Linked DNA regions of Mus musculus: regions 1, 2, 4, 5, 6 and 7 are each linked to region 3. The links are chromatin loops, found by intact Hi-C in ENCODE. Cell type or tissue: left cerebral cortex. All regions are shown on one strand. Region 1 holds the start of Lncbate6 (a long non-coding RNA gene). Region 2 has its middle 17 kb from the start of Gm31600. Region 3 has its middle 28 kb from the start of Gm46411. Region 4 holds the start of AI463229 (a long non-coding RNA gene). Region 5 has its middle 19 kb from the start of Gm40914. Region 6 overlaps Rreb1 (ras responsive element binding protein 1). Region 7 overlaps Rreb1 (ras responsive element binding protein 1).

Evidence for each region. Peaks named below come from ENCODE experiments on the same cell type or tissue, not always from the same donor. Only the 100,000 strongest peaks of a DNase experiment are listed, where the experiment ranks them.
Region 1: a loop joins it to region 3, with 2.5 times the contacts of the local background. A loop is called at or near these places in 7 of 42 quality-filtered maps.
Region 2: a loop joins it to region 3, with 2.0 times the contacts of the local background. A loop is called at or near these places in 4 of 42 quality-filtered maps.
Region 4: a loop joins it to region 3, with 2.0 times the contacts of the local background. A loop is called at or near these places in 2 of 42 quality-filtered maps.
Region 5: a loop joins it to region 3, with 2.1 times the contacts of the local background. A loop is called at or near these places in 7 of 42 quality-filtered maps.
Region 6: a loop joins it to region 3, with 2.4 times the contacts of the local background. A loop is called at or near these places in 11 of 42 quality-filtered maps.
Region 7: it touches region 3 in a loop (1.8-fold over the local background); 3 of 42 quality-filtered maps call a loop at or near these places.

What each region holds. Positions count from the first base shown.
Region 1 is chr13:37,539,927-37,543,926 of GRCm38, reverse strand. Lncbate6 (a long non-coding RNA gene) reads right to left here and starts at 3,791. Exons shown (of 3, transcript XR_382205.2): 1 at 2,519-3,791; 2 at 735-931. In left cerebral cortex, a CTCF peak has its summit at 1,991; a DNase peak (open chromatin) is centred at 2,033.
Region 2 is chr13:37,776,659-37,780,658 of GRCm38, reverse strand. It overlaps a transcript of Rreb1 not described here. Among named protein-coding and RNA genes, the nearest start is that of Gm31600, 17 kb to the right of the region's middle. In left cerebral cortex, a CTCF peak has its summit at 2,444; DNase peaks (open chromatin) are centred at 1,121, 1,516, 2,377 and 3,130; H3K4me3 peaks cover 1,607 bases; H3K27ac peaks cover 1,342 bases.
Region 3 is chr13:37,825,354-37,829,353 of GRCm38, reverse strand. It overlaps a transcript of Rreb1 not described here. Among named protein-coding and RNA genes, the nearest start is that of Gm46411, 28 kb to the right of the region's middle. In left cerebral cortex, a CTCF peak has its summit at 1,856; DNase peaks (open chromatin) are centred at 1,420, 2,066, 2,651 and 3,386; H3K4me3 peaks cover 2,902 bases; H3K27ac peaks cover 2,423 bases.
Region 4 is chr13:37,665,640-37,669,639 of GRCm38, reverse strand. It overlaps AI463229 (a long non-coding RNA gene), which reads left to right and starts at 1,905. Exons shown (of 3, transcript XR_382206.3): 1 at 1,905-2,142. In left cerebral cortex, no CTCF peak of the experiment used is centred here; a DNase peak (open chromatin) is centred at 1,742.
Region 5 is chr13:37,466,205-37,470,204 of GRCm38, reverse strand. No RefSeq gene overlaps it. Among named protein-coding and RNA genes, the nearest start is that of Gm40914, 19 kb to the left of the region's middle. In left cerebral cortex, a CTCF peak has its summit at 2,314 (motif pointing left); DNase peaks (open chromatin) are centred at 1,214, 1,587, 1,929 and 2,281; H3K27ac peaks cover 1,070 bases.
Region 6 is chr13:37,942,192-37,946,191 of GRCm38, reverse strand. All of the region lies in intron 10 of Rreb1 (ras responsive element binding protein 1), which reads right to left. Among named protein-coding and RNA genes, the nearest start is that of Gm52041, 22 kb to the left of the region's middle. In left cerebral cortex, a CTCF peak has its summit at 1,662 (motif pointing right); a DNase peak (open chromatin) is centred at 1,638.
Region 7 is chr13:37,894,678-37,898,677 of GRCm38, reverse strand. Rreb1 (ras responsive element binding protein 1) reads right to left here. Exons shown (of 12, transcript NM_001177869.1): 4 at 177-266. Among named protein-coding and RNA genes, the nearest start is that of Rreb1, 7.8 kb to the right of the region's middle. In left cerebral cortex, no CTCF peak of the experiment used is centred here; a DNase peak (open chromatin) is centred at 2,013.

The DNA.
Region 1 (4,000 bases), 290 kb after region 3:
TCCTCTTCCTTTCTTCATGGCTGCAAGTGCAGGAGGCAGGGGTGGCAAGTCGAGGGATAATTATGCCCCTTAGACTTTCCTGGGAGGAATGTTGTATGGATCCTCATACAGCCAAGCCAGGAAAAGTGAAATTGGAATGAAAGGGAAGAGAAGTATTTTAATAACAGGGTAGAGAGGGCTCTGGGACTCGCAGCCAAGAGATGTGTATCTGCAGCAGGATAAGACTTCAGGTAAGAGAGCCCTAAAGAGCAGCAGCTTCCACTTAACAGCGAATATTGCTCTCTTGGAGGGAGGGGGCTTCTTCAGCATGGGGTTCCTTCAGTTCTCCATACGTCTCCCTGTCTTAAGTTTATGGAATCGGCAGAGCTCTGAAAGCTAGTAGGAGTGTCCAGGATGCTGGATAAAAAAAGGGGATGATTACCGGGCTAGCCTCAGCTTCTCATGAGTAAAACTAATTGCTTTGCTTCATGTGAGACCACCAGAAAAAGCCCTGGGGCTTGCCACAGTAGCACGGAGAAGGAAAATTTGTCTGCCTGGTCAAGTCTTCCTCAGATTGACGTTATGATAGGCAGAGTCTGCGTGCACACTTAGTCTGCTCTCTCCTGAGAGAGGAGGCCAGACCAGGAAATAGTTGCAGGGGCATCTGTGCTGTGCTCGGCCACCCATGAAGCAGCCAGCCTCCTTCTCTGTCCACTTGCCCATGGCCCCACAAGTCTGACCTGAACTCAGTGTACCTGCTTAGGTAGTGGGTCCCACGGCGCCTTGATCTTCCACAACAGGGAAGCCCCGGGGCAGACGGTGAGAGGCCCATGATGCAAGGCACAGAGCAATGTGCTGCTGTGGGCTGTGCCTGAAAGCGACTAGAAGCAGGAACATCGGCACAATGGGCCCGGCCTAGCCAAGCGGGTAAAATGTCAGGGCACTGTAATCTCTGCAACAAGACGGTGTGAAACTTGGTGAGACTCATTTCAACTAGATCGAAGTTCTTCCTGACCAAAGACTATGGTTGTGGTCAAATGAGTCTCTCAAAGACTCATTAGTGACTTGAAGTGATGGGGGCGGGGCCATGCAAATACCCTTGGACACATACTGCGTAGGTCAAAATGATTGCCCAAGCTGCAGCCATTACGTCCACAATCCTGCTAACAGCAGCATCAGGGTTGACAACCAAACTTGGTAGAAAGGAAAGGCAGTTCTCCACTTGCTTCTGAAAAACTGCATATGACCTATGTGACGTTTCACTTTATTCTGGGTGCCCTCACGCCGAGCTAACAAAGTATCAGAAAGTTAGATCAGGATATAGGGGTCAACAGGTAGCTTGTCCTCCATTAGGGTGGGGAGCCTTGAGCCAGCTGCAGGGTGCACTCAACCATCAGTGTGTTCCTATTTCGCAAGGACACGGGGGCTAAGGAAGGAGATTGGAGGAGGGGGTGCACATAGGTATGGGAGGGATAAGAGGAAGCCAGGGTACAAGGAAGTATGAAAGAGAGATGAGTGTGATGCCAGAAGAAGGGGGCCATAACATGGATCCACCAGCTGATTGGGTGCATCAAAACCACCCAGCCTCCATGGGCAACCGATGAGGGTGAGTGGGAGAGCAATTCTTGCCAGCAGCCTCTATCAGCTGCAGCTGACCTCATGCTCCGATCACCCTTAACATGCCCTCCCACCCAGCCTGCAAACACTCCTGGCTTGCCCATCTTCTGCCCACCCCCGACTCCCACATGCCTGGAGGGTCTATGGTCTGAGTACACCCAATCTGCATGACTCTTCCTCAGGACACTGATGCGATGTGGCCTTATTTGCTCCAGAAAAGCTTCTTGGGGGGCGGGGAGGGGGAGTAAGGGTAGAGGAAATATAAATTAAAACCTTTCCAGTCTTCAAGACATTCGTGACCAAGGGATAGATAGCCCCTATCCTGGCTCTAAGCTTCTCCTGTGACAGCATGTACCAGGGGCTGAAAAAGCCAGGAAGAGAGCCACCCTCTCCACCTAGCGGTAGCCTGAACTAAACAGAAACTAGCCTTGTGGTTTCCCCCAGACCTGTGAGAGCCAAAACCACCAGTTGCCAGGGAGGGCATCCGCTCCTCGGAGGAGGAGTCTGCTCCATTGTCAGGTTCTGTGGCAGAGCATTTGTCAGCTCAGACACGTCAAGGAAATGTCACTCATTGGAAAAGGACCTACTGTGGCCAGATGTCCCTCCCCCCGGGGCAGTGGGTGTCATTCTCTTTCTCTCTGGCTTTCTGTCTGTCTGTCTGTCTCTGTGTATCTGTATTTCTCTCTCTCTCTCTCTCTCTCTCTCTCTCTCTCTCTCTCTCTCTCATGTGTGTGTGTGGTGTATGTTCACACATATTTTTAGAGAGACTTTTTTACTGTGTAAAAAAAGTAGGCTGGTCCTAAACTCTGAACGCTGGACACCTCCTCCTCCTCCTCCTCCTCCTCCTCCTCCTCCTCCTCCTCCTCCTCCTCCTCCTCTTCTAGTCTCGGGATACCAAGGAGCTAGAATGGCAAGCACTTACCACTGTCTGTGCCTGGTGTGCCTCATTTTCGGAAGTCTCCAGCAGTCTGGCTGTAGAGGTTGCAGTGGGATCAGGCTTCTTTCCAGTTCCCTCTCTGACCCTTCCCCATTTCTTCCACAGAGCCTGGGGCTCTGGGCTCCTCTTCCTCCTCCCACAGTCTGTCTCCTGTGGTGTTAAATTTCACCCACACTGGGGTCTTTGTTAAACTGACCTTCATTGTATTTCCTCGTAGCTTTGCCTGACCACAGATGCTGGCCAGAGGCAGGAAACAGAGCTGTCCTTCAGAATGGACCCCAGTGGCATCCATGTCCCATGCTGTGATCATTGTACTGAGGTGTGGCTGCAGAGAGCATCCCTGGCTGGCCACCGGTGGGCACTCATATATTCAGATCTACTTCTCTGTGTGCAAGCACAGGTGTGTGTCCCTCTGCATATGTGTTAGTGCCTGGGGAGCTGAGAGTGACACTGAGCATCTTCTTCAACTACTTTCCTCATTAAAACACACACACACACACACACACACACATACACACACACACACTTATTGTTATATATATGGGTGTTTTGCATGCTCGAGTGTCTTTGCATCACATACATTCCTGATGACCCTGAAGGCCAGGAGAGGACATTGGATCTCCAAGAACTAGAATTACAGATGGTTGTGAGCATCCATGTTGGATGCTGGGACTTGGACCCAGGTCCTCTGGATGAGCAGCTGATGCTCAAAACCTTCAGCTCCATCCTCCTTACTTTTTAGAGAGAGGGCCTCTCAGTGAATCTGGAGCTCCATTTTTGACAGACCTTGGGAACAAGCCCCAATGATCCCGCTGCCTCTTCATCCCCAGTCCTGGGATCACAGGCGCAGCACTGCACTTAGCTCTTATGGGGGTGCAGGGGATCGTGCAAGCACTTTACATACTGAGCTGTTTCCCCAGGTCCCTCAAGTCTGCTTTTCTTAAATGAAAAACCAAACAAAACTCGTTGCGCAGTGAGAGATACGAACACTGAGTGGTGTTGAAGGTGAAGGCCAGTCCTGCCCCAGTTGACTTGGTACCCTTGTTACATGCTCTCATTGGCTAACTGAGTTAGGTGGCTGCTATTTCTCCAAGGACTCTAATTTTCAGTGTTCTGTTACCTGCAGTTACAAATACGCTCATATCAGACAATGCAGTTATAAAGCAAGACAGCAAACGCAAAGGATTACTGTGGTTTATTTTTTGTGTCTTTTGAGATGTGATCTTGCTCTGTAGCCTTGAGGAGCCTAGAGCTCACTATGTAAACCAGGCTGGCCTCAAACTCAGAGAGATTTACCGTCTCTGCCTCCCAAGTGCTAAGTTTAAAGGCATGTACCACCATGCCTGGCTTCTGATTCATTTTAATATTTAAAATTTATTATTATTATTATTATTTTTACAGTGTTAAGGGTTCAGCCTAGGGTCCCGAAGGTGGTAGGCATGTACTTTCCTGGGCTACATCTCCTAT
Region 2 (4,000 bases), 49 kb after region 3:
GTGGTACACATACATGCATGTAGACAAACACACTCGTATGCATAAAATTAAATTTAGAAAATCCTTTTACTTGAATAGAGGCTGGCTATTCCAATGACTACCAAGATTGCCATTCTACTCATGAGACAATACAGCCAAGGTCACCTAGGCAAAATAATAATAATCTGGGCTGGCAGTATGGCTAAATGACAGACTGTGCTGAGATCTGCAAGACCCTGGATTTAATCTCCAGCATTAATAGAAGTGAATAATAGAGCTGGATGTCATGGTGGCATATCTGTAATCTCAGAGCTTGGAAAACAGAGCTAAGAAGATTGCTACAAGTGACAAGCTAGCCTGGTCTACTTTGAAAGTTTCAGGCCAACCAGGGTTACTTCAACCCTTTCTTATACTCTCCAGCCAGTAAAAATTAAACCCTATTTTGGTGTGTGTGTGTGAATAAAATCTCTACAAAAGTCTTCACAACAAAATAATCAACCTCCTTTTACATGTTTAGAATATGATGCAATTTATAACGATTTTTCCCCCCGGTTTGTTTTTGCTTCTTGAGACGAGGTGGCCTTGAACTCCTGATCCTTGTTCACCTCCCAGGCATGTGCTATCATATTCAGCTCAACTTCCCAGGCATACTCTTCCAAAGCAAGCTCCATCCTGACCCACGTGGGCTTCTTTGGCAATAAATGGAACTTGACACGAATTCCCAAGTTCCTGGGTGACCTAACTCTGAGGGTGGTGCTACTATGGATTTCTCAGCACTTGGGTTCCTCACTCCTGTCCCTCCTCCTGTGACTCTGGTCCACTGGGCAAAGCCAGATGGAAGGAAAATGGGGCAGAAACCAGGAAGTATTCAAGACAAGTCTGAGTTAACAAACTCAGCTAACAATAAGTCTCCCTTCTGCAGGTACAGCGTGCCTTTCTTCTCCTCCTCCTCCCCGCCCCCCCCCCCGCAACCCACCTCCTTTCCTTTTTCTTTTCTTGTCTCCTCTGCCTTCAACCCCAAAGCCCATCACTTTCAAACCTCCGTTCTCCCTTCCTCATCACGTGCTTGGGGTGTGAGCCGCTCCAGGGCCCAGGAGGGAACTCAACAGCTTCTGCTTTGAGAGGACTGGACACCACCCCGCCCCCGTCTTCCCCCTTTAATAAAGGCCCTTTAATGTTTGTTTCTCAGGCTTTCCCCAAAAGCAAAAGTGTGACTGTCCCTTGTTCCTTTCAACTCGAGGGTATCAACTTCAAACCTTTGCTCTACTTAGCTACTGCTAAGAACTGTGGTAAACTGATGTCCTCTGAGGCAGTGAAAAAGCAAACACGGAACACAGCAGAGCCCCACCTCCTCCTCAGCTTTCCATTCTGGCCTCCTAAGCTCAACTGTAGTCTTCTCCACGGCCAGGCTCACCTACAACGTTCACTGCATCATTTCATCCAAGCCAAACCCGGTTACTGAGGCAACTAAGTTTTTCTTCCCAATGGCTCACAGAGAAACACATCCCTCGGGATCCCCTGGTAACCGTCCACTTATAATACTGGGGAGCCACAACAGCAAATGACTCGCTTTCCAAGGCTGGAAGCTGGCTGCCTCGGGCGGCCACGGGAGGGGTGTGCATCCAGTCACATTCCTGACCCACTTTCGCATCCCTTCCCTCCCCCTCCTCTTTCTCCTACTCCCAGGCAGGCCGCGAGAGCGCCCGCGCTTGGAGGAGCCACCCGCGAACACTCCCTGGACCACGGCTGGAGGGTGCACTGGGTGGCTGTCACTGCGGGGGACCCTGAGAAAGCCCGCTCCCCACCCCCTTCACCCTCTACTCCTGCGTGTGCTTCCTCCCGGTCACATGAGCTCATGAGCACCTGTTGGCAACTTCAGTCCCAGGCCGAGCCTCTTCGCTCGTCTCCCCATCCCCCCTCCTTGCCCCCCTCTCGCCCCGGGTAAAGCCCCTTAACGAGAGGGTGTGGGGACGCCCATTGACTCCCGTTTGCATACCCGCTTCCCTCCCTACGTAGGGCTCAGGGACCCATGGGTGAAGGGGACCCCGCCCCCACCCCCTCTCCCCCAGGCGGAACGCAGAGATGGAGTGCGCCCGCCCCCCAGCCGGACTGCTCTGGAAACCTGGGTTTCTCGTGGGCGCGGGGAGGGGATGCAGCCTGGTTCTGGCGAGGGCAGGTAGCGGGCGATGACCACTGGGTGTGCGATCCAAGCCGCCGAGTCCAGGAAGGGGGAGGGAAGCAGCCTTCGCAGCTGCAACTTCTGAGCCTGCCCCGCAACTCAGCAACTTTGCCTGCGCCGCGCGCCCCTCCCCCGCGTCACCAGGCCCTGGCGGGGGCTGCGCGTTGCCAGGGTCGAGGGATGCGGGCGATTGGGGAAGGGATATGGGAAATGACACAACTTCATCGTAGTTACATTACAGGGAGCACCTACGCGCACCGAGGCCTTGAGGAGAACGCGCGGTACTCTCATCGGCCCGCCAGGCGGTTACTGCTAGGCTCCTAGGGAGGAAGAGGGAGGAAGGATGGCGGCAAAGCCTGTGAAACTGTGTAGGGTGGATAACTAGGGAGAGGACCGCGCGAGGCGGTCCCCAGCAGCGAGCATCTTGCAGTCCGAGGCAGTGCTTCGGTAACCGCGGTCCAGCTCGCATAAATTGTTAAATTGTTCTCCACCCGACCCCATCACCGCCACCCTCCACGCCCACCTCTTCTAAAGACAGACCAAGGTGAAGAAGGAGGCAGCGGTGTGATCCGGTCTGTGGGGCGGATGCTACTGTGTAGGTGAAGAGATCATTGGTCACCTGATGCTTGTTAAGGGCTCAGAGGACAGCATGAGGCACCCTCTAGTCCCATCAGCCACGGGGGGTGCTTCAAGGAAGATGAAATCAGAAATGTCTGAGGGGGCTACACTGATGTGTAGAGATCCTGGGCCAGTTTGGGATGATACCTAAAGTTCTTAAAGTCAGGCCCCCAGGGGAGGTCGCCCCAGGTCGGGGTGGGGTGGTCCAGCCAGGAGGAAGAAGGGTGTAAACTGGAGGCCTGGACCATATTCACTCACTTGAGCAAAGGCACCGGAAGAGCCCAAGTTATCAACCACACCCAGGCCTTGGAAGCCAAGCTGGCTTCTAAGTCTCCTACCCGCCACTCATACTTGATCTGACTCACTGCAGAGTAACTGGCGCTCTACGCCTCAGCCGCTTGCCTGTAAAGCTAGAGATTTAATGGTGGTGTTATGAAGTTGAGTCACTCTGGGTGTGGGGAATCTTCGGAAGCAAAAGGGTCATTTCAAGTGAAAGTAAACTGCTTCATGGAGAGGTTTGTCAATAAGCTGAATGGTTTAATTACATGCCATCTTAATTTAAAGAGATGTGCATGATCACCGAGGCCAGCTGGACAGTTCCTTCTGATGTATACCTGGAAATTACTCTTTAACTCAGTCAATTCATTTCCTACTGGGAAATACCTCTATACTTTTCCCCTGGAAATAATTTTGAAAGCCTGGGACCAGAGTGTGGCTTTCCAGAGTTGTCCCAAAGATCCTCAGTATGCCATAAGTGATACTCACAGGGTGGGTGGGTGAGTGGGTCGTGTCAGAGGTCATTATACCACATCTTATCCATTCCAAATGCACTAGTTTTAACATCTTAGGTTTAACTGCACATCTCCCATGGCTTCTGCTTGCTGACATCCTGACATTAAGTTTTCATTTCACTGGCTTTCCCTCCCACTGGTCCATAAAATGAGGAAGTTTGATAAATGCTGAGTTAGGCAGTTTAAATCCAGTTTATTTGTTATAAAGTACAGTAGCTTTATCACAAGACCTGTCCATCTTCAATGCTGGAAGGGACCTGCAAGTCACCCAGTAGAAATTAGAATGTGCACTTTTTATGATGTAAAAAAAAAAAAAAGGCCTTCATTTGTTTGTGTGTGTGCATTGGAACTTGTGTGCACATGTGCATGCATGTGTATGTGTTCATGGGTGTGCACACATTTGAGTATGCATGTGTATGGTTATAAGTGTGTG
Region 3 (4,000 bases):
AGCAACCCAGAAGCTGTTTGCTAACAGCTGCTACCTAGTGCCTGACTTAGGGGCAGAAAAGCAATAAACAGCTGTTGATCAGATGAGGACTAACACACTGCATTCCCCTCCCCTTCCTACCTGTACTGGATGCAAATAATCTCTCTCAGATGGTTCTGTCTGAAGAAATCTAAAATAAAGGCCCCTTCCATCAAAAGGTCACTTGCTTGATGATGTAAATGGTTAGGAATGAATGCACCACCTGTAACCAGCTGAGTCAGGCAAACGTTCCCCATCACGTCCACGGCAAGGGTTATGCTGTCTGAGTTTCTGATGAGGAATAATGCGGTATCCAGGGAAACGGCCGAGAATAATATTCCATGTACCACTGAGCATCAACAGCATTTCTTAAGTGAGTAAAGCATTTCTTAAAAAACAAAACATGCTGAAAAGACAGCCAGCCATCTTACCGTAAAAGTATGTTGTAAGATGGAGACAGTGCAACTTAACCCAAAAATAAATGGAGAACGGGAAAATAATTAAATCAAAGTACCCCTCTCTCCCTTTCTTTTGTAAAAATTGGGGAGGGTTTTTTTTTCACACATTTAAAACTTGATTAGAGCCATTCAAATGTTTAATTCACTGTAACCAAATACATCAAAGGAAGACCCATCAGTAGGTACCCCAATGGGCAGAGGTAAAAACAAACAAACAGCAACTCTAAACCTCTAAAACGAGTCCACCCTTGCACGTGTTTTAAGAGTATACTGAACTCTTTCCGAAGAAACTATGGATTCTTTTAGGGCTTACGTACAGAATTTTCTTAAGAGTTTTAACCAAGACCTTAGCCTCCAACTCAGACTTCCGGGTTAAATTACAAACTATACCTGCCTGCTCATGAAAGCATCAAACCTAGAGGATGTTAAAAGCCATCAACACATTCTTTTCATGGCTGTTCTCATTTCTCCACCTTCCACTCCAATTATCTATTGCACAACAACTCGCACGCAGACACAGACCACCATATTATCTGAAAAAGGAATCTCACAACCAAGGGATGCACAAGCAACAAGTGAGCCTTTGCAGAATCATTTGCAAGAATACTTTGCCAACTCCCAACATCTTTATTTAACCAACTTTCTTCCCATAGGCTTTCACAAGGATATGCTTAGCTCTAACTCGAAAACGAGACCCAGTGTTGAGCAGTCTAACAATGGAAACCTGAGGGTAAGGTTTTCGACACCCCGACAAAAGTTGCTTTTTATTCACCCTGTATCGGTCTCCGCCACCACCACCACTACCAGCATCCCCCAAAGAAGAAAATCTCCTCCGAAATGCCCCGAATGAGTGCTGCTGCTGGCTCTGAAGCCGTGTAGAATTTCGTAATGGAATGTGAACTGCTCGTCCGGATCTGGGCTCACGTTCTATCTCTTAACCAGTAAGGAACGAGGGAGGGCAAATCTGCTGAGCAAGGAAAAATAACTTTCCTCCTCTTTTATAACCCATCACGGATGCACCGCGGACGAGGGCAGCTAGCAACACGCGGCGCCTGTCAAGCGGTCGAGCCCGAGCCCAGTGGGGTCCCCACGCCCCTAGACCTCGGCCGGCTGCCCGCAGGCACCGTAGCCGCGCCCCGCACTCACCCCGGGCCAGAGAGCGGGTCACATCCTCGATGCGACCCTAGCCCTGTACAGAAAACACACCGCCTCCCAGGGAGGGGGCCGGCGACGGGAAGGACCTCCCCTGCTCCTTAGCAACCATTAAGGTCGCAGTTTCCTAAGAGACCGCGAACGGGGAGGGGGCGCGGGGAGCTGGGCCTGATGGGGGGGCCCGTGCCTCTCGAAGTCGTCGGTGCCCCCTCCCCGGGGGACACCGGCTTCCCCCAACCCCCTCTTTCGGCTGGGCAGGCCGGGGTGTGAGGAAAAAGCGAAGCCTCAGAACTCCAGAAAAATTGGTCCAGCGGGTGGCGGACAAAAGTTTCCGAGCGCGCTCCACAGCTGGGCGGTGGGGCGGGCGCCGGCCCCGCCTCGGATGCTCCCGGCCTCCTTCCTGTGCTCGTGACGGCGCCGGGCGCGAGCCCCCCCTCCGCGATGCAGGCTCGCCCCACGTCGGGGGCTCCCCCAAAGCTCGTACCCAGCCAGCCTCGGAGTCACCAACAATACGCGTCGGCGCGGCCCGGGTCGCCGCCTCCCCTCCTTCCCAGCGACGGTGGTCGCTCACAGCCCCGCCGCCAGCCGGGAACTCGCAGAGGGCTCGGGGCTGCCTGCCGCCCCTCCCGGTCGGCGCCGTCCGCCCGGGAGGATCAAAGTCCGCAGAGCAGGGCGCGGCGGATGCTCCCACCGAGCAGCCCCGAACGCACGGCCCCCGCGCCTGCACCCCGGGTGGGCACCCCCGGATACCTTGCGGCGGCGGGCTGGCTCCGTCATCTCCGTGCTTCCCGACCCGAGAGGGACTAGAAAGTATGTAGGAGAAAAGTTTCCCCTCCCACATGGGGGGGAGGATGTCGGGGGAGAGAGGGCGGAAGATGGAGAGCAGCGCTGGGAAGATGTTTCTGGCCCGCGGTGCGCGCACCATCCGAGTCCCGGCAGGGCTGGTTAAAAATAAACTCGGCGGCGCGGGTCGGGCCGGATTCCTGCGCTCGGACGGCTAATATGGATGCGCATCAGGTCCTGCTGGCGGGGCGCTGCGGCGGCTCGCGCTGGGAGCTGGTTGGCAGAGCCGGCAGCTCGGGAAGGGGAAAGGAGCGGAGGAAGGGGAGGAGGAGGAGGAGGAGCGGCCGGGCGCGCAGCCCGAGGGGAGAGGGCTGCCCAGCTCATCCCGGCTCCCCTACCCCACAGCCCCAACCGAGCGCATGCTGCCAGGGTGCGCGGGTCCTTTCTGCCAAACGCCGAGTTTCAGAAGTACACCGCGCTCTGCACACTTCACCCTCCCCATCCCCAAAAAGTTCTTTAAAAGGTCGCTCCGGCAATGCCCCGGGCATCTCGCAACCACCGGAGTGCCGCAAGCGGGGGACCCGGGACGCGTACTTACGGCCCGGCAGGGTGCTGGGCTCCCAGGCATGATGCGGTGAGGACCGGTGGGCTTCGGGGAGAGAACGAGGAGAGATGCAAACTTGTTCCGGAAAAGGAATCAAAATGGCGTTTCTGGATGTGCAAAGTTCATCAACTCCGCAGTCACTTCCCCTCCTCCTCTTCTCCCATAGGGAGGGAGGTGGGCGAGGAGCTGGCGACCCCGTTGCCCTAGCCGTCTTCCCGGCCCCCGCCTCGGCCCCCCGCCCCGCTTCCTCACCCGCACACTCGGAGACTCGCTCTCCCCCTCTCACCCTGATAAGTAGACACATCACGTGTTGCTCCTGCGAGTCTCCTGGGGACGTGTTACAGAGCTGCCGCAGCAGCCGCGGCTGAACGAGCTGGGGGAGTCGGGAGGACCGCGGTACCCGGCTGTCCCTGTCGTCACCCCCGCCCCAGTTTTAGCTAGGCAACCGCAGTTGCCACTATCCCGGGATGAGTGGAGGTGGAGTTCCCACCTCACCCCCTACAGCAGCCCCAAGTTTGCCCCACGCCCTCCCTAGGCGCCCGGGGCCAGGGGCGGGCCCGGCAGCCGGAGGGGAAGGGTCTCGGCCGCTACAGCTGAGCGCAATTCCGACCCACCCAGCGCTCACTGGTGGCCACTAGCTCCAGCCACCGTGCCCCCTCCCCTCCAACCCCTCACTGCCAGTGGCTCTCAGCCCGAGGCTTTCCATCACTTTACAACAGGGTTTGTTTCACTATTTTAACAGAGGTAGAGATGCAGAGAGGAGCTTGGGGGGACGCCTAGGAGGCCCGAGAGAGGGTAGTGTGGTGACGGTGGACCCCAGATCCAGCGCTGCTCCCCCTGAATCTGAAAGTGATGTCCCAGCCGCACAGTTCCTTCTGTACGCGGTCCTCGCCCTGCATCCAGGTGGGGCGAGTTAGAGGATGGGGCCGGAGATTAAAGAGCAGGCGCTTCACCCCGCCCCCAACCTCTTGCAGTTTCTCTCCCA
Region 4 (4,000 bases), 160 kb after region 3:
CATATTCTTAAGAGGCCTTGGGATATTAAAAACTAAATTAAAAAAACGATTGTTGGGATTGTTTAAATAGTAGGCATGTACACACCATTGCTATAGGTGTAAATGAAATGACCTTGGAGGCTCATGGGTAAAGACTTGGTCTCCAGTGTGGCGCTGTTAAAAGCTTGTAGAGACATTAAGAGATGGGTTTTAGAGTCTTTGTGCGTATGTCCCTGACCAGGATAGTGTGTCCCTGGTCCTCCTTTCTCTCTTTTTCACTTGTTTCCATCATGATGTCCTGTGTGGCTAATCAGTCACAGAGTGAAACTTCTAGAACTTATTAAAGCAAAACTCTTTTTCCTTATGGCTGTTTATTTTCAACACATGTTTAGTAATGAAAAGCTAACCTACCTACGGTTTTAAAAATTTTTTTTCTTGTAGATATTTTCATCATAAAGACAGTGAATTTATTTAGTAAAAGAAGTCTGTAACCAAAACTGACAAAGGCAACCTTACCATCACAGAGGGAACTCTGTGAAGCATACAAGATGAACAAAGTAATTAGTGTATTTACGAACCAGGGATTGTTGCATAGTTCAAGGATGCGGAAGGTAAGAAGAGAGGCAGAGTGGTACTTGGGCAATGAGCCACTGAGGCTAAGTGTGCCTGTGGCTTCTCACTCCCTTTGGTAGCAGGACCCAATTTGATCCTTTGAAAATGAAGTATGACAAGTGTCATGATTTGAATGCACCCCCCACCCCCAGAGGTCACATGCTAGATGAAAACTCATTTCCAATAAAATCATGATGGGAGGTGAGGCCAAATAGAAAGCCATGGAGGAACCACCATCATGAGTGGATTAAAGCCATCACTGGGGGTTGGGTTCTTCATAGAAGGACGACGTTAGGGCTGGAGGCATGGCTCAGCAACTCAGACTGCTTGATGCTCTTACAGAGGACTGCAGTTCAGTTCCCAGCATTCATAGGTGAGCAGCTCACAGATACTGTAATTCCAGAACCAGTACAGTACCAGATTCCAGCATCTTTAGTCTCCAGTGGCCCCTGTACACAATTATAAGGCCACATTCTCTAATGAGGGTTTATTGGCAGTTAATGGCTGCTGGAGAAAGGGGAGTCACCATACCCATGCTCACAAAAGCAACCCTAATTAAACTCAGGAATCATTAAAAAAAATGACATGAAAGTACAAAAGTCTTCTAGGAAGGCTGGGTTAAAGGATAAGAAATGGTTAAGGGGGGATACAATCAGATACACACTAAATAAATACTAATATTTCATTAAAACATGTCACCCTGGCTGGGTGGAGTGGTGCATGCCTTTAATCCCAGCACTCAAGAGACAGGCAGACAGCTCTGTGAGTTCAAAGTCAACCTTGTCTACCTAGCGAATTCCAGGCCAACCAGGGCTGCATCATGAGACCTCCCCACTACCTAAACAACAAAACAACAGCAAGGCTTGAATGAAAAGGTGTCCTGTGAGGAGTGGCGTTCTTGGGGTGACTACCATTTCTGGACCAATCAGCATAAAGGACACACATTGCTCAATGGGTCCTGAGCCACAGTTGGTTAGGAGCAAGGTGGTAGGGTGGCTAGAGGAAACAATGGTGCATTGTATAAAGTCTCTCAAGAAGGCATTTGGAACGGTTTCACTATAAGGAAATGGGCTGAGGGCCGGTTTAGCAAGTGCAGGATGTGAGCTTGATCATCTCCGGCACCACAAAAAAGAAAAAAGGATATGCTTATCCTATTTTAAATATTACCAAGTGTGTGCATGTACCAAACACCATATGGTGCCCTATAAGTGTGCACAGTCCTTATGGTTTAACAAATCAGTTAAAAGTGAAAAATTAAAATAAAATAAAAAAAAAGATTGAACCAAAAGAACATGCTCTTGGTCTTTCTAAGGTAGAGTGCCAGTCTCCATTGCAAACAGTGGCCCTTGAAAGAGCAAGCTTCAAGGAAGGACAGGCAGGGGGGGCATCCTGAAGCCTGTCAGAACCGTGGGCCTTATCCAAAGGGAAAAAGTAGCTGTCACTTGTTAGAGCAGAGTCCTCGGCACAGTGTGTCCGTCCTGTTTGGAAGTGTTCCCAAAAGGACTCGTGAGCTCTGTGCCATCAAGTACTTCCCTTCATCAAGCTGAGGAGGTGAGAGCTGGAAATGAGTACTGGACAAGGGAGGGGGGAGGGAGAAGGAGGGGGAGGGAGGGAGGGAGAGAGAGAGAAGAAAAGAAAGATGGAAGGAGGGAGGGGGAGGGGGAGGAGAAGAGAGGAGAAGAGGAGAGAGGAGAGGAGAGGAGAGGAGAGGAGAGGAGAGGAGAGGAGAGGAGAGGAGAGGAGAGGAGAGGAGAGGAGAGGAGAGGAGAGGAGAGATGTAGATAGGAACAGAGTGGAAGGAAAGAGGAAGAGCGAGGGAAAAGAGCGAGGTGCAAGAATCCTTCATATTCCCAGAGAGCAGGACTGCACAGACAGCTCTAGAACTGTTCGTGGTTGGGACGTCCAGTTCTGCGCAGTAGTTTAGAACCACAGACGGCTGGTTCTAGTCAAAGTCTTACTAAACCTTGGAGGAAGGTCACTTTTACCAAAGCGAAAGGCAGAAAGGCTGACTTGTAGCAGACGGGAGCTTGGTTCAGAATGTGGTTAACCCTTGTCCAGAGGAGACAGAATGTGCCCCTTCTGAGGGCTCGTGGAACCCTTCTCGCCGGTGCTTCCTCCTACGCAGGGCTCTGCCCTTACAGCTGGAATGCATCCCGCTGCTGGAGGCCACAGGTGCCACACACTTCTTCGTTGTGCCACAGATTAATCCACACGGTCAGGACTGTTGCTGGGGAACTCCAGCCGGCAAAGAATTCCAGTGGGTCAGAGACAAGTTGGTGTAAGTGCTGGCACGGCGCGGCTCACCTGTTGTGTGATTAAGTCATGAGCTGCCGGTTGTTGTCTTTGGGACAAGGCCAGGCAGCATTTGTTCAAGGGAAGAACGAGGCTCTGTGTGCTGTGTGACTGTATCAATAGTCACGGGCAAACAGATTCCCGCAGAAGGGTAGAATGGGAAGTGGGCGGTGCAGACAAAGCAGCTGTGTGGAAAGATATCTCCGTCAAGAATGGGTTGGTGGCGAGGAACAAAAACTCCCTTAGCCGGAGTAGAAATGGGATCTGTTGATGGTGTCGGGGAACTCAGGAAACATGGAAGGAAGGTGAGGCTGACGTCATGGGAACTGGAGGCCTCTCTAGGAGCTCCTCACTCCCTGACCTGCTCTCTCACCTCTTGGGTAGGTCAACCTCATTCCTCTTTCTTGACAGGAGGCTTCTTTCCAAGGCCTCTCTCTCTTATGACTTGGGCCTGTATGAGGATTGCGGTTGCCATGGTGCCCATGAGTCCTCCACCTCACCACAGCCTTAGGCTACTCCCCAGCAAGATACCCAGTGTTTGCCAGTGATGGACCCAATATTCCCAGGAAGGCCTGTAGTAGTCTTTAGCAAAGCACTCAATATTCTCCAGGGAGGGACTCAGTACTCACTGTCAAGATGGGCTCTTTCAGGAGTTCTTTGAAAATGACTCCGTGTGTGTGTGTGTGTGTGTGTGTGTGTGTGTGTGTGTAGGTGGTATGCCACAGGACAAATGTCAGAGGACAACTTGTGGGAGTTAGTTCCCTTGCTCTACCCCGAGGGTGGGTCCTGGGAATTGAACTTGGGTCTTCAGACCTTGGTGGCAAGCTCCTTTATCTGTTGACTCATTTTCTTGGCCATATTTCAGGAAGTCTTAAGATGGGTGCCCTTATGGTTCTAACCATTGGGAGCTAGCAAATGTGAGCCTAGGGTGAGCTTCTGGTCTCTGGCTTATCACTGGGAGTAGGTTCTCTGAGAATGAGTAGGGTGGGAGTCAAGATGGTAGATGCAGGGAATGGCAGATATATTTGTGTGAGCACTGATTGCTGGGTTGGGGTGGACACTGCTGTAAATGATAGCACTGATAGGATCTATCTGTACTGACTCTGGCTCCTGGGAA
Region 5 (4,000 bases), 360 kb after region 3:
GCTCTTTGGATTTCTGGACAACGGTCTCAGCCCCTGACAATGGGAAAGATGAGGGGGTCATAAACCAAGCACTAAAGGATTGTCTAGGGGAGAAGAGAAGCCCTGTGTAGAGTTATACACAGCTGAACAGATCTTCACCATGTGTCCTCTAGCTGTGGTTCCACGGGGTGCTAGATATGAGGCCATGACTAAGCTCCAGCAACAGAACCTTTGATAGTGGCCCGGCAGCTTCCCAGAGACAAGTGCAAGGGTCTTCTGTCCACCGCCAACTCTGGATTAAACTGTCTGTGGTGCAGGTAGCTTCTTTCCTCACTGACTAAGAGTGGCTTTTTAAAAAACGGTTTCCTCTCCTCCTCTCACTTTAAACCATATACCTCCAAAGAAGACGACACCCAGAATCCGAGGATCTATCTGAAAGGCCAAGGGTCAGCCAAGAGCATCTGCCCCCAAACTAGGTGATTGTCTAGGGGATGCCCAAAACTAGGTGATGGGACAGTGAAGCAAATAGAAACACTGGTTCACACTGTCTTAGTCAGGGTTTCTATTCCTGCACAAAGCATCATGACCAAGAAGCAAGTTAGAGAGGAAAGGGCTTATTCAGCTTACACTTCCACACTGCTGTTCATCACCAAAGGAAGCTGGCTTCTCCAGACTTCAGGACATGGCTGCTGAATATTGTCAAATGTTTCAGTGTTATGGATCTTTTGTGTGTATGTGTGTGCATGTGTGTGTGTGTGTGTGTGTGTGTGTGTGTGTGTGTGAGAGAGAGAGAGAGAGAGAGAGAGAGAGAGAGAACATCTGTTACTCCCCTTGCTCAGCATCTTCGAGGCTTGGCTCTGTAGAGCCATGAAGTAGGACCCAGATGCGAGGTTGTTTGCTGACACCTTCCCATACAGGCAGCTCCTGAACCTGCATGTCACTGCATGCTCCTGGGTAGTCTGGCCTTTGGCTGCAATCAGACATCAGGACAGTTGTAGACTCTGCAAGCAAGGGTCATAATTCATAGCGGGGAAGGGTTCCTCTTGTCTCTGGGACCCCGAATTTTGCAGTTGTGTTTGCTAATCTGGCATACCCTTTAGCTGATCTAAAAGTGAACGTGGATGACCTGAGATGCTGTCTGCGAATGCTTCATGAGACATCTACAGAACATGGTGGCTCGGATTTTTCCATGCTTCTGCAGTCCGTATGGAAGATCTCTGTTCTGGCTTCCACAGTAGAAGTGGAGCTGGAACATCCCAGGATAGCACAGCTCTTTTTTTTTCTTTTCCACCCACAGTTTCTGCTGCCTTTTGTTTGTATTTTAAAAGTCAATGCCACATTTTGGTGGAAGGTGCACGTGCCTGGGGAGGGTGTTTGGTTTTTTTTTTTTTTTTTTTTTTTTTTTTTTAAGTGGAAACAAAGAAAACCTGATGTTCCGACTGTGTTTGTTTTTCTGGGCTTTTTCCTATTGTTGCTTAAGAAGCTGGGAGTACAGAAACCCTTAGAATTCCCATCTGGGTGCTTTAATGGCACACAAGTGGATCTTAAAACCACCCGCCCTCCAGCTTGTCTATGTTTGAGGACTGTGAAGCCAAATAGAGCTATAAAAACCATTTTGTGCAGTGACCCGCCCGATGCTGCCACAGCCAGCCAGCATCCCCACCCCACGCCCCCTTCAGAGGGTTGTCTGCTGAGCCCTGACTGCCCGGGCTCCTGCAAGCTGTCACTGTTCACTTTTGCACGCCTCGAAGCATCTCCCCGAAAAGAAAACATTCTCAAGACTCTGGGCCTGGCCTCTCTCTTCCAGGGCAGCTTCCAGCCTCTGTTTGGCCTATCTTCTTCCTCAGGTCTTCACCCCAGCCTGCTGGTGTGGGCTGCAGGGGAGGGTGGCGATGTGTGCTTGAGCCCCAAGTTGGGAGCGCTGGGAGGCTGCAGAATCCTCCCTGTCATTTTACCCTGTGTTTCTCCTCTCTTGCCTTCTTGGCATTTATCTTGTTCCCTAACAGATTTCCACACCGAGAGTTTAATTCAGGCCAAGAGAGCAGCCCCGAAAAGAGGGTGGGAGGTAGGGGGTCAGGCCATATGAGGCAGGGGCTCCAGTTCCCAGCAGATTCTCCCTGTGGAACTCTGTTGGCTCCCAGGAAGGCCTCCCCACTTTTGCCCACTGCGTGCACGTAAAGACTCAGAGGGGCCTGCCCCTTCCTTATCTCCACCCCATTGGCAAAGCGGCCTGTTTGCCTTGCTCTTTCAACGGGTACACCTTTGTCACGAAACCAGAAGAGGCCAGATGCCAGATACTTGCCAGCTTTCCTGGGGTTAACTAGACTCCAGCGCCCCCCAGAGGAGAGTTAAGTGGAAAATACCATCCGATGCAAAGGACTTAGATCTATTTAAACTGGCAAGTTTATAATCTTTTTTTTTATATATATAGTTATAATAAACCTTTAAAACACTAGGGCTGGGCAGATATCTACCCTCTAAGCTATCAGTATCTAATTTCCTATCAATAACCCTGAGATATGACGTTCCATCTGGGTTACTCTTACTCCGTTTTTATTGAGGGCCCAAGAGTCACAGGTGCGTAAAGCGGCACTGTGGGACCAAGAAGACTGATGGCAAAGCACCGGGACAGAGTCTCTGCCAGTGTGCCTGTGGCGGAGAGATCTTGATGGGCACTGGGAGAAGCTCCCTGCCCACTCGCCTCTAGGCTTTCCTTGAGTGAACGCAGAGAGGAGAAAGGAGAGAAGACGACAGGGAACTGAATGGTATGGGAATGTCTCTCAACAGCCTAAAGCCAAGGATCCCAACAGGATTGACATTTACTGTTGGGGTGGGGTGGGGGGGCCGCCTACACAGAGACAGTGTTACCTTTATGTACTTTATATATATTTCAAAGAAGACCGTTAAAATGTCGGAACATCATGTTTAAGGGCAATGCATATATGACCTCCAGTATATTCACTTATATTCCAGTATATATTCACTAGTCCTTTCTCAGTTACAAGCTTGCAGTTTTCCAGGACTCTCCCAAGGATCGTCCCAGTCCCTTCATTTACCTAAAAGATATGCCTTTGCTTTCTTGTACAACCTTAGTCCCATGCCTTGCCTTAATGGATTGCAGCCCTGTCCCAGGCACCTGCAGAGCCCCTCTGTAATCTCATGATCTATACGGAGATAAAGAAATCCCTCTGAGCAACGTAATTCCAAAAGCTACCCAAATACTATAGACTGCTATTGCTGGACATTTAAGCAACACTGTCCCTTAAGAAGCCCCCACCCATTCCTGGGTGTGTCCCATCTGTCCCCAGATGACCCTCTTTCTTCAGCCCCTGTGCTGAAATCTGTGTTAATATTTTTCTTCTGAATAAACTCCAACTCTGCTTCGTACCGGCTCAGGCTGAAATTCTCTGTGCAAAGTCAAGGGCCCCTACTGTACCAGGTAGAAGTGTGCAAGAAGAACCTGGATGCTACAGATGGAGCCCTGTCCCTGGCTCTCCTCGGCTGATGACAGGGACATATAACCCAGACCTCTGACTTCTTGCTTGGCAACAAATATATATACACGGAAGAGTTCCCAGGGTGGTGAAGGGCGAACTGTTGCCACAAATCAACCTGGCAGAGACTTTCGAGTGAGGGGGAGTCATCTCTTTACTCACCTCTCTAGTTCCCTGCCTAGACTCCTTTCTCTCCTCAGGTTGAGCCTTCAGCTATATCTGGGTCTCATTGTCTCTCTCACTGTCAACTACAGATTACAGCCCCTCGGCTACCCCCTGCTCCCCATATATATTTTCTTTACTCCCTTTCTCAGTAATTCTCTTTAGCCCCTCTGGTTCTGATAGCAATCTCTTTCCTTTCTGCCCTTCCAGAGGGCCAGTGGGAGGCTTCAGGGGAGAAAAACACACAAGGGACCACTCCCTAAGAGTGTGAACATCTCTTTACTCCTGGGGCAAGGGCTATCCTCCAGTCTTGTGGGAAAGCTCCCACCTTCTGTGTTCCTAGGAATGACACCATGCAGAGATCC
Region 6 (4,000 bases), 120 kb before region 3:
CAGTGATTTCTTGATCTCACTTGTCTACACCCCCCCCACCCCCCATAGCGAAACAGACATGGGAAGTCCACCAGCTTTCAGTGACCTTAAAAAGAGGGAACCATGGCCAACATCGATGACACCAAGGCCAGGCATATTGGTGCACACCTGCGATCTCAGACCTTCAGAAACTAAAGTAGGTAGGAGTTTGAAGCCAGGCTGGGCTCCACAGTAAGTTCAAGGCTAGCCCAGGCTATGAGGAAGGAAGGAAGGGAGGGAGGGAGGGAGGGAGGGAAGAAGCAAGGAAGGAAGGAAGGAAGGAAGGAAGGAAGGAAGGAGAACAAGCCCACATGGGAAAAACCCCACAAACAGTACCAGGAACATTACCCTTTCTTTAACAGGGTTGAACAAAGACTTAATGATTTTAACAATGAAATGGAAGCTGGCTGAGGACTTAATGTCCGGTTTTCTAAGGGTGCTCAGTGCTTCCTCTGAGCTCCACAGAGAAGAGTCACCGCTTCAAGGCAAGCACAGGTGTGCCCTAGGAGCGCCACATCTCTCACCACTGCCCGAGGCAGCTGAAATGCATGCAGCTAATCTGAGACTTTTCCGGGCTGTGGTAGAATAAGCCAGAAGGCCACTCACATGCCTGTCATTCCTCCTTAGTGTCACGTGCTCACTCTGTCATGTGCCATCAAGGCAGGTCTCAGATGGGGAAAAGGAGCCGCCTCAGACATGACACTTATACCTCACACCTGCTTAGGGCATCCCTGCAATCAAGTGGGGACATTCCCACCCACATCACCCGTTTATGCTCAGAGGAAAACATCTCTGCTCTTTTTCTGGAATCACAGTGAGTGTCTATGGGATGGATTTCGATTTACTTTAGACTACAACTGACACACAGGATGCTCAGATTGCTTACTTTGTGAGCAATTCTGTGTGTGCATGGATGTGTCTTGTGTGCACGTGTGTTTGGAAATCAGAGGTCACTATCTACCTTGGGTCTTCCTCAATTACTTTCTATTTATTTATTTATTTACTTATTTATTGAGACAGAGTCTCTCAACTAACCTGAAACTTGCTGATTGGACAGAATGGATGGCCAGCAAGCTTCAGTCCTCTTTCATCTTGTTCCCACAGTGGTGGGATTTTCGGCGTGAGCTAACACATGTCTGTCTGTCTGTCTTCCTTCCTTCCTTCCTTCCTTTCTGTTTTTAACGGTTGTTAGGTTAGGGATTGAACTCAGGTCCTCAAGTTTGTGTGGCAAGTATTTTTCAGAATAAGCCAAGTCCAGTTTAAAAATAAGGTTACTTTGTGGTTAATTCTACTTTTTTCCTACTTTTTACCCTGGCTGTTCCTATTATTGGGTTCTCAGCAAAAACATCTTCTGCTTTTGAAAATGGAGCTTGCTATGCATCCTAGACTAGTCTCTCAAATTTGTGTTTCTTCCATTTCAGCCCTGGACTAACCCAGCACATAGGCTGTTTGAACTGGAGAGAATGTATTTAAAATGATAGACTTATGAAAATAAAAATGAATTCTGAAACCAAAGCCAAGTGCATGCCCCCAGTCTGAACTGTCCCATTCACAATTCCATTCTGAGGGTGGGTGGATAAGGTCTTTCTGTGTACAAAGAACAAAGGTAGCTTGGTTGCACTCCAGACTTCCACTAGGGGGGAGTGTTTTAGCAGGATAGCCTGTGACCTGGTTTATGATTCTTGGGAACAATAGACTTAACCTCCTCTCATACAAGAGAGTGACTAGTCAACTTGAATGGGCAGGTCCTATTATGGCTTGTCCTCAAAAAACCCCACATATTTTGTTGGTCATCTCCACAGTTAAGGATCGCTTCCTTCCTACAAATGAAATGTAGTTTAAGATCACTGGCTGCCTGGTCAGAGTTCAATTCTCAGCAACCACACAATGGCTCACAATCATCTGTAATGGTATTTGATGCTCTCTTCTGTCATGCAGGTAGGTGTACATGCAGACAGAGCACTCACACATATAAAATACATAAAAAAAATTCATGTTTATATTGTAAAAGGTCTGGTCCAGGTGCCTACCAATGGAATGGCTCCTCCACGCATCCCCTGAATAAGAACCAAGAACATTCAAGAGTAGAGTAGGCCACATCTGCCACGCAGAGGAAAGCGTCTCAGTGTAAAACTGAATATTTAATACAACCCTAGAAGGGAAAACTGTCCCCGCCTTAGTATTTTTAGCATCGGGTACAGGAGGAAATCTGGGGTACATTTTCATGGAAGACCTCATGTGGTTGGAAAAGTGACACTGACATTATAAAACATGTTTAGGGATTTAAAAGGAATTCAATCTTTGCATATAAACTGAACCTCTAAAGCTTCAGTACTTCTGGTCATTTCCCGTCTCTTTAAAACAAAGTCTGTTTGGGATGGAGAAGATAGTTCAGTTGGTAGAGTGCTCGTCACCCCAAGCTGATGGACTTGGAGTTGGGGTGACATTCTCCTGTGAGCACTCCAGAGCTATGAGCAGGAGGTTCACAAGTTCAAGGTCATCCTGAGTTTAACCACAGTCCTAGGCTAAAACCAGAAAACCAAACCAAACCAAAAAAAACCTGTTCCTCTACCCCCAGCCAGTATCGCACTGCCTTGGGTTGTAAATTTCTCAAACCCCTCCCTCAATTCCTAGGTCTCCTGTTCTGTTTTTTTTTTTCTCCCACCTCAGCCTGTCCTCTCTCTCTCTCACCATGGGCTGTATCTACAATTAAACCAAACACTTCTCTCTTTGATAGTTCTTTTCTAAGAGGCTTTGTGCCTTTAAGAAAATCTATATAACTTCTGGGGCAGGGCCTTGGAAAAAGAAAACCTGTAATTGTAAACTTAAAAAATAAATACGCCCACAGGCTAACACTTGTGCCAAAGCTAAGCTCAAACCATAAATTCTGACCGAGCTCTGGCGTCAGCAGAGTTCCTGTGAACAGCCTCCTGGATGAGCAGGGTACAGTGCCTGAGACTCTTCTGAGGACATGGGTTCCCACCCCAAAGCACCCCCCCCCCTGTCAGCTGCCTTCCCTTTTGAACTGGTTTGGGGAGAATCACAGGACCTTTCTGTAAAGCAGGCTGTAAGAAAATGTTCCAGTCTAATGGGTACTGTGGCAATGATGGTTAAACATTATCAGGATGGTCTGTGGCAAAGACAGCTGCTGCAGTGCCTTGGGCTTCCAGCCGCTTGGGAAGCGGATCAGGCTTAGCTCACAGGGACTCAACCATTGCAGGCTACCTGTCCTCACTCCCAGATCCTAGGGAATTGTGTGGAAATAGAAGTTGGGGGTTGGGGGTGCAGTGTGGTTAGCAAACCAGCTGTGGCATTCTTGCCCGAACAAGAGGGTCTAACCTGGGCAGAAGGACCCAGCAAGCCCAAGGCATTCCATTGCTCTCACTGGTCTGAATAAGCAGTGTGGTGGGAAGGGTAAAGGTGTCTTACCCACTGGGGTCAGCTCTCCCAGATAGCCAGTCCACTGTGATGTGTCAACACTGAGGTCAGGACAAGGGGGTCAGGGGTTGGAATCAATGACTGTCACTCTATCCACACTGACTCCTAGGTTCAGGGTGCCACTCTCCAAACTACACAGCACTCCATCCCACCAAAGTTTGAGAAGTCACGAGAGACAACTGCAACCCTAGATGAACACATTAGAGGCTGGCTTGGATCCCAGAAATGGGCAAACGCTAACTTTCAACACCCACGGAGCCTGAAGCCTGTGTGTGCAATGCCCTCCCTGCTACTGCTACCAAGTGGCCTGAGGCAGCTTACTTTTTTGTACGGTGTGTTTTGGTAGGGCTAGCAAACTCTAGCAGTTAGACCATGGAAGTGTATTAAATAGAGGACTTGAGTAAATACAGAAGGTGATGGGGGCAGCGGGCAGAAAAGGAACGGAGCAGCGTTAATTACTCTGTAAGGGCCGAGGGAGGAGGCACACATCAGCACAGGAGCATAATACCCGGACAGGTCAAGCAGAGTTGTGATTAAGAAGGAC
Region 7 (4,000 bases), 69 kb before region 3:
TGGACATTCTGTCTTAGACTATCATAGAAACGTGACTATGCAAAAATCACTCCATAATTACCCAAGATTGCTAAAACACTAAATTTTAAACATAGCTTATAATTTACTAGACAATTCAATTTAATTAAAATAAAATCATCCTGTTAGTGAAAAACAATACAAAAGTAGGGGCAAACCTGACGGATGTGCATGGTCAGCTGGTGCTGGGTGGTGCAAATCTTTTCACATAGGGGACAGTTGTAGGAAGACTTCTCCTCTTTCGTTTCCTAAAACAAGGATAAAACAGGGGATGATTTTCCCATCACACTGAACTGGTGTCTTCCACTTCTGTCATAAGCCCATGAATTAGAGCTGGGTCTAAGCAGCTGCAGTCATTACACTGGAGCCTGTCCAGGTGTTTGTGCAGGTCACTCCCCAATCTGCCCTCAGTTTCCTTGTTTATAAGTGGGAAAATCGACACTGGCTATACTGTGCTAAGACCACATTGATGGGTGAAGAGGAGACAGAGCCATGGTGCTCTGCACAGATGGGGCACCAGGTGTTTATCACTTATACCCCAGCTCCAATACCATTGTCTTTTGTTGTATGTGTTTGTTGCTGCCCCATGCAGCCCAGGTTGGCCTGAAACCCTTTCAGTAGCCTAGGCTTTCCTTATCTCCATTTTCTTGCCATGACCTTCCATGTGCTAGGATCACAGGTCTCAAGCACCCTCAGAAACATAATAGAGGGAAAGAGATACAACAGGAAAGTCAATCCCACCAGTGGAAGGCTTCCTTGGTGCCCCAGCAGTAACTCTCAGGGGTCTAACAAGGCTCTGCCCATAAAGCTAGCATCTTTTTGGCAGTGCCCATAAATAGAGAACAAGAAGAGCTCTGACCTCAGCAAAGCCAGTCAGCATGACAGCCCAGACTCAAGATTCTACACGAGGTGACAAAAAAACCAAAAACCAGAACAAAAACCCAGCTCACTGTTTGGTTAGGTGGCTCACTTTATTTTTCTTCAAAACATACAGGACAAGCTTCCTTCAAGCAATATATTCTTACCTTCCTACAAAAAAGGCAAACTTCTTTCACTGACACTTGTTAAAAGTTCCTCCTGCCAACTAATTCCTGGGAAATCACAAGGAATGACCAATATTACCTCCTAACTCACACAAAACTCAGACACGAGTTTTGACATGAGTCTCTGTTCCTAAAATGCACTGGACTCATCCCTGGGAAGCGATCAGGAATTATGATGGCTGAATATTATGTCACCAGGCTTTCAAAACCAGCAGGATCATCCAGGAGCTCTGTACAATACCAACTGCTAGACTCTCAACATGCTAGACCAGGACTGGGGGGAACTCTTGAGATCTGTTTGTCTTAAAATCTCCGCGGAAGACACTGATGGCTAGACCAGACGGTCGTGAGCACTCATGTAGACCTGGATGCAGAGCTCACACTGTGGCAAGTCCAGTCAAGAGAAAGCATTTAGGGGAGATGTTAGTGCTAAATAAAGTCAGAGGCCAGGGAGGAAGAGTGGCTGGATGCTCTGGCCAACCTCCACATCCTTTTCTGGTCTTGGATATCTCTGAGGAGATTCTTCTCATCTGAACTCATTTGACTGTGTTTTTGCCTCTCCACTGTTAAGACTAATTGTTGATCACATGTTGATCAGTCAATTTATAGCAACATCAGGCTTGTTTTTTTTCCCTCCGTAATCCCTAGGAGATGGCCACTTATTAGGGATCCCATTTTCTGGAAAAGGAAACTTTAGAGTGCAGAGGGACAAGGGACTTGCTCCAAACAGAGAACAATGAAGTATTGACACCAGCTTAATCCTCAGACTAACTGTTCAAAGGCCCACACCCAAACCATGATACAGTTATAAGTCTGACCCTGAGGCACAGAAAAGCAATACCCTTGTGATGTTCATGAGAGGTTATGAGAATAAGGTATCCTAAAGACTGTGAAAACAAATGGCACCATGAACCAGATGGATGTATGTGTGGGGATGTCTTGTTTGAAGCTCTCTCGAGTCTCAGTGTAAGCACCTTTCTGGTTGTGGAAGTGGGTCAGAGAACTAGGCCAGTCAAGCATTCTGTCTCAGATTCTAAGGAAGATCCCAGAGACATAAAAAAAAAAAAAAAAAAAAAAGGAATCTGGCTTCACCCAGTTATCTTCTAGTACACTTCTAGTTCTCTCCCAGGCACAATAAGAGGATGCCTCACAGGTCAAGACTTCCAGTGAAAAGTCAAGCTCTGAGGTATTTTAATCCATTCATCAGACTAACAATACTATGTAGATTTTTTTATATAAGGAAAAGATTCAACAGTACATTGTATTAGTGTGCATTTAAAAAAAGAAGAGAAAAAAACCTCAGCCAGATACTGGCTTTAGTCCCTGAGAAGACTGAGGCAGGGGATTGCTTGAGCCTTCAAGGTTCATGTTAGTCTGGCAAAACTGTGAGACCTTGTCTCAAAATAACCTCTAGACATCCAAGTGGCCAGTCACTTGAGGAGACATATTTTAATGAAATCATCTTGTGGTCACCTTGAAGTAGACACCAGGCACACATTGTGTGGAGGCACACAGGGCTGACTGATATTGACTCTGGGGTTGATCATTAACCTCTGCCAAGCTTGAAGCTGGCAGCGCTGTCGTGTAGGCTGTAATGTAAGTTCACAAACCGTGGTGGTCTGTGGAAGCAGATTTACTAACTTTTAAAGGTGAACAGAATAGCAAAAGAGCATTGTGATGATGGAAACGGCTCAGGCTAAAGGCTTCTGAGCCCAGTTATTACAGTCACGCTGGTGAGAGAAACAAACTTCCTGAGCTGAGAGATAAAATTAGCAGCTAATGTGATAACTTACCAGTCCATAATGAAACAATCTGGCACCCTTGTCAGCATCCGGCTGTGGCTAATCTCTCCTGGAATGCTATGGTCACATGGATGCAACCTTCCCCAAGGCTCCCTCCATTCTACTCTCCCTGTCCAGTTGTCAGGTAAGAAGGCCACTTCTTCACATCCTGAGCTGTCTATGCACTGTGTTTTGTTTTCTTGAATTTGGTGCTGTATTTAGCAGGCTACCTCTGGCCTAGGCCTCCCTTCTAAACACAAAGATCCAACTCTATTGGATCCCTGAGGAGAAAGGGGTAGGTAGAAAGTGGCTCACTTGCTTACACTGCACACTCATTTCTTCACCTCCAGATCCAGAGGCAGAAGGAATGACCCTAACTGTCTCCGTAGGGGAAGGAACCAGAGCCTGGACTTGGGGCAGCTATGCCGCGCTGTGCTATTTAAGGAAAAGTTCTTGCCCATGTTCCATTCATTCTTGGTAAAGCAGAGAAGGATGAGGAAGACAACGAATGACCTGACATCTCATAGTTGGCAGAGTAGCTAATGGAAATAGAAGCTAGGCCTATTGTTAAATGAGTTGATAGACAGTGAGACAGATGGAGAGATGGACAGACAGGCATATGAGAGTGGAAATAAACCTTTTCTTCCCAGGGCTAGTGTTCCTTCTGTGCTCAGGCTGAGTATTTTCTCAGGCACCCACAGGAAGAGAGGCACACGAAGGCAGGGGGGAGAGAGAGAGAGAGAAAGAGAGTTATCAATGCTCCAAGCCTATAAAACATTCCTGAGCTCTGTCGAGGCCTCAGGCTTGAGGTGAGGAACGGAGGCATGCACACTTACATGCTGCAGGGAACGTAGAACTGTTACTCCACCTCCTAGAGGGCACATTGAGCTAAAAACCTGAGCGTTTGTCAAAGGTCATCATAGATGTTCTCAGAGAGTAGTCTGCATAAGAACAGCCATTAGTTCACCAAAGCCCCACCGGTTTGTCCTGTCCATGCCGCTCACAGATGCTCTGAGACCACCACCTTGTCTCCAAACAAGGAGTAGTGTGACTACATTATACCAACAAGAAACTGGCGGGGAAGTCACTGTACACTACATGATCTCACAGATGAACTGAGAATTATGTGCCCTCTGCCCCCTTATCTATCTTGTTAAA